2 separate regions of the Homo sapiens genome follow, and region 2 is linked to region 1. A link is a contact called in ENCODE Hi-C data. All regions are on one chromosome and are shown on one strand. Each heading gives the region's core, a stretch centred on a gene start or an enhancer-like site at or near the end of the contact. The rest is flanking DNA. Distances are from core to core; before and after follow the strand shown. Region 1 overlaps POLI (DNA polymerase iota). Region 2 overlaps TCF4 (transcription factor 4).

Region 1 (2,560 bases), core at 30-2,529:
ATCCTTATTTATGCTTCTTTGATAGTCCTTTAGTGAAGAAGATTCATTTAAAAAATGTTCATCTGAAGTTGAAGCTAAAAATAAGATTGAAGAACTACTTGCTAGTCTTTTAAACAGGTGATTTTCAATCCATTTTGCCAAGTCATCCTATGTATTCATTCTATATACGGTATGTGGAAAGAATATTTGATGTTCCATCTTGGAACTGACAGATTATCTGGAGACTAAACAATGTAAAAATAATTTATCATGGGATTTCTCTGCTTTATAAACTGTTGTAAAGATGGTAATAGGGGGTCTTACCTAAATTGAATTCATTGGTCTTAATTCTGTTAACACTGTGGTTATGCTATGGATCTAAAGCTGCAGATAGTTACCTAAAGGGGTTTTATGGATATTTCTAACATTTCTAGACTTATTCTGGTCTTCAGGTGAGAAGAAGAAGTTTTAATTTTTCCCTGTGGCAATTGCAAAGCCTCTGCCCTCAACCTAATAGTTAGTTGCATTTCATTAAGTTAGTACCATGCTAAATACAAATACATGCGAAATACAAAACCCGTGAAATTAACCATTTATCTGTGCCTCTGCTAATAGTTACTTGCATTTCATTAAGAAGAAAAAAATGCAAAGAGGAATAATACTGTCATAATTCTAAAACTCCTGATACAGGAACAACTATATAAATTTGTGATTGTTGAGGATAGGAAATTATTAAAGTAACAGTGATGGAAGAAGCAGAAGAACCCTTGTATCTCTTTTGCCTCAGACTGTAAAATAAAATGGAGTCGAAGGAAAGAATGGCTAGCTGGCGCTGTGTGTGAGTAGGGTGAGTGACTGCAGGTGTGTGCAGGGTTTCTGATCTGTATGTAAAGAGTATCAACTGGGGTTATAAATATATGAGTAGTACAAGATAAACTGAAAAGGAAATTTAATTTTGTGGTGCTCCTTGTCATTATACATGTATTTCTCAATATTCCATATTCCACAGATGAGTATTATCTGTTTTCGTCCCATTTCTTTGTTTCTCCTCTTCTTGTTAGAAATTTCTCAAATTGTGGTTTCAGGGCTCTAACAGTTTAGAGTAGGTGTGCTTCTCTAATGATTCTAGGAGGACTAACTGTATTTAGAGAAAATGGTTTTTGGTTGGTTCTAAGTCTGAGAAAACTGAAGAAGTGAAATTTCCTCCAACTTTGCTGTCGTGTGCAATGTGGCACTCAAATGTCTTGAGCAGAGCCATGCAGCTCATTGTTGGCTGCATGCAGCTGGGGCTGGCTGTATGACTGGCCTCCCGTGATATGACTCAGGCTGGGCCTGCGAGTATGCTAGTGAAACTGGGTCATTTGCTTCAGCTAAATAGAAGACTACCCTGAAATGCCTAACCTTTGGAGACAGTTCTTCACATAGAAAAACCACAAGAAGTATAAGTTTTACAGGTTCTCTTATTTGAAGAGTCAACCCAGAAGTGAGACCAGGTGCTCTAAACCTGTGACATACAAAACCTGTGAAATTAACCATTTGTCTGTATCTCTGCTTCCCGGCTCCTTTTCTCCCACACCACGGGCCCTTATTTCAGTGACTGAATTATAACACCATCTAAGTGACTTGCAAAAAAAAAAATTACAGGAGTGTGTGTGTGTGTGTGTGTGTGTGTGTGTGTGTATTTGTGTATAATTAGTTTTGTTTTCTCTAGAGTATGTTATGATTAATACTATAGGTATGTAAGAAATGTAAAACCGTATTATTTTTAATCCATCCTCTAGGCACTAGTTTAAGATTGCTTACGATACAGCCTTTTTCTAATGTGTCTTAATTAGCATATCATACTCTTTGAATTGCATAATTAATATAACACGTTTAACTGGAAGATATTTAAACTAGTAACCATTTAAGGTATTTTATCCTAGTTAAGCAGCCATCGAGAAGTTTTGTCACAAAGCAGTAAGAGATAGAAAAAATTATTTACTACAGAACTATTTAATTTTTTATGTTTTTGCGATAGGGTCTTGCTCTGTCACCCAGGCTGGATGGCAGTAGTGCAGTTAGGGCTCACTGCAGCCTCAGCCTCCTGGGCTCAAGCAATCCTCCCACCTCAACCGCCAGAATAGCTGGGAAGGCACCTGCCATCAAGCCTAGCTAATTTTTAAATTTTTGTAGATGAGGTCTTGCTATGTTGCCCAGGCTGGTCTTGAACTCCTGGGCTCAAGTGATCCTCCCACCTCAACTTCCCAAAGTGTTGGGATTACAGGTACGAGGCACCGTGCCTGGCCCAGAACTATTTTTTTCAGATCAGAATCTTCAAGTTGAGTGTGTTTAACAATGTGCAATACTTGCATTTTATGTTTGAGATTTGGTTTTATATGCATTGCCATGTGTATAAAAAGGGAAATGTTATCCTTTAATGACATTTTTTCCAGTACTACTTAAGTGAATTTGTCATATCACTAAAACCTTTGTTTCAACACCAAAACCAAGACATTTGCATGAAACTCTTCTAAAAAATGCATGTACTCATATTGTATATTAATTATATACTAAATATAGTATATGCTCTTTTAAGATA
Region 2 (2,560 bases), core at 46-2,545, 980 kb after region 1:
GCCCTCTTCTGAACTGAAAAAGCAGCTTCCTAAGACATCAACACCATGTATGAAAAGACTGCACTGTCTTGCAACTTTTTACCAGGAAAACGTGAAAAATGTGATGTCCATGTGTTAGTGCTCGAACCCCATTCTTAAGGCATTAGTATTGCTTACAGTCATTTTCTACAGAATCGTGTGTAATCTCAAACATGTGTCAGGCTATGTGTTCCCTATTTGCCAATTATTTAATTAGCTCTGTTTGTTCTTTGAGATACAGGCAACGTAATATTTCTTTACTTCCTGCGTTTCAGAATGAGTGAGTATATGCCAAATATTTTCAAAAGTCTGCAGATGTATCCTATTAATCCATACTGTTTGTTAGGGTAGTATCACTAACATCAGAAGAGAAAGCTTCTCTTCTTGTTATACAGACACGCTGCCATCACTGACTTCTACCACACTCAAAAAATCAAACCAAAGCCTAAGAGAACTTAAGTGTGAAAAAACATGGGCCACTCAGACATCACGCAATACTAAGGCTTATTATGCTTAAATTTTCCTCTGCATTTTCACGTACGCAATTGGTGAACATATTATTTTAAAGAAAAACATTCTAGAATGTTCTCCCTTAAAGTAACCTTAAAGTAATATCTGTATCTATGCATAATAATAAAGGTTTGCTCCTCCAAAATGCTGAATTACCATGTCTACCTATTTCCTTAAAGATTATGCATCTTTTTCTCATTCCGCTAGTGGATTTTGACAAGTGCATCCATTATTGTAAAATAATGTATGAAATAAATTTCTAAAAAGCCCTTTTCTGGGTTCTAAAAATCTCATACTTTTGTTTTTAAATTATAGCTCCTTTATTATTGTCAAGACCCTTAAATAAGGCCCTATGGTTTTTAACAAGTTAAGTCTATTCTCAGCATATAGAAGTCACCTATTGCTCCACTCTGGCTAGACCAACAAGTAGATTCTCCTGTTCATCCACAAACTAATGAAGATGACCAGCTAAAACCAAGCAAAACTCATTCCCACTGAGAGCTGTGGCTAAGCTGTCTACAGCTCATGGAGATAACCACCCTATTTCCTGATATGTCCCTTCCAAGTCATAGTGCCTCTCTCTCAAGAGGACTGTTTTGCAAATCAATCAGAAAAAGTTTTTTTTCAAACAGAGCCTAAGTATGTTTTCCTCAACTCAAGGTTCTGCTCCACCTTCATACCTTCCTAAAAAAGAAAATTACTCAAACCACAAGTAGACAGGAAATCTGTCTTGTAAAAGGATGAATGACCGGTCATCCTTCTTTATAACCAGACCTCATGACTGCAGAAAGGGGCTTTCCATTTGTCAAACCACACTGAAGTGAAATATGCTTTTCTCACTCTTTCAGTTCTGCACTGCTTTCTTTCTTCTTGTTTTTCAAATCTGCCAAAACTGCATTGATAGCTAACAAACTTCCCCATGTGACCTCTGTCTGTAGCTCTCCAAGGTCAAACTGATGCAACATATTTGTAGAAGCTTGGTTAGGAAAAGTTAAAAAAAATGGAAACTCTCTCCTCAATTTGCTTCTTAGACAGGATAGCGGAGTGGAGAGGCTGCGAGATAGCTCATCTCAAGTGTGAGATATATTATTGAATACGCAGGGAGGGCATTATTGAGGCAGAAATTATATTTCCAACATTTCAAAACACATCTCTCCTCCAACATCAAAAACTTTCCTACATAAGTGATTCACGCCACTTCCCCAAATTCTACACACTCTCTAAAGAAAACAAGTGCAAAGAGCTAAGAGGACTCAACAGCAGCATTATTCTGTTGCGCCATCTTCTCTCAAAGACATACACTGAGTATTCTCCCCACCGACGCTCTGACAGTGACATTCAGGCCAAGCAAGGAGTTAGTTTGAGCTATAACCGCAGAAAGTGACTACCTGAGAAGTCTGAGGTTTTAATAAGACCCTGGGGCACTAAGCTGTGCTGCTCATCTGAACAACAAGGTGTCAAAGCTGGTTCAGAAGCAGGTAGCTATCTCCCCACCAACTCCACCTCTTCCCTCCAGGGGCAGCTGGACATCCAGCCCAGTTCATTCCTCAAAGTGGGAATACTGACTGGGGAACCACCTATGGAAAAGACTACAGTGAACATCACAAGAAATGAGAGGATGATGGCTCAGTTCATGGGAACAGCATTCTTCTTGGACCTTAACTCATTAGTAAATGTCCTTGGTAAAAATTAATTAATTAATTAATTTAAAAAAGCAGCAAATAATTTCTGGCCAACTGATGCCCACGCATCTCCTCTCTCATAAGTGAACAAATACTTCTTCCCCTCTGAGGGACTCCACAGTGTCACATTCTCCAGGAGATTAACCTCATGTAGTTATTAGCAGTCACCTGAGAATTTCACATTAACCAGTCCTCGGAAGACAGTGGCACATCATGGATAAGAGCCTAGCACAATGACTGGAATTTTGGGAAGTGGTCAATAACTACCATTAAGAGCTATTCTGCTTTGTAGCTCACTAGTCACTGATGGCTCATCTTATGACTTTGTTCACTCTTTTTGAATGTGAGGA

Evidence for each region. A loop is a pair of places that touch in the nucleus more often than their neighbours do. Pooled maps may share reads with other maps.
Region 2: a loop to region 1 is called in a map with no recorded cell type, with 12 times the contacts of the local background. The contact joins two enhancer-like sites. A Hi-C loop is called at or near these places in 3 of 37 single-sample maps with no recorded cell type and 2 of 50 pooled maps.

Annotation. Positions count from the first base shown.
Region 1 is chr18:54,283,897-54,286,456 of GRCh38, forward strand. It overlaps POLI (DNA polymerase iota), which reads left to right. Exons shown (of 10, transcript NM_007195.3): 7 at 26-117. Among named protein-coding and RNA genes, the nearest start is that of POLI, 16 kb to the left of the region's middle. RefSeq lists an enhancer at 1,314-1,503. Within about 2 kb of position 1,280, at least 4 of the 41 ENCODE cell types and tissues checked have a DNase peak (open chromatin) inside an H3K27ac peak, as active enhancers do.
Region 2 is chr18:55,267,001-55,269,560 of GRCh38, forward strand. All of the region lies in intron 11 of TCF4 (transcription factor 4), which reads right to left. Among named protein-coding and RNA genes, the nearest start is that of LINC01929, 140 kb to the left of the region's middle. RefSeq lists enhancers at 1,261-1,490, 1,541-1,590, 2,202-2,560 and a silencer at 1,951-2,000. Within about 2 kb of position 1,296, at least 4 of the 41 ENCODE cell types and tissues checked have a DNase peak (open chromatin) inside an H3K27ac peak, as active enhancers do.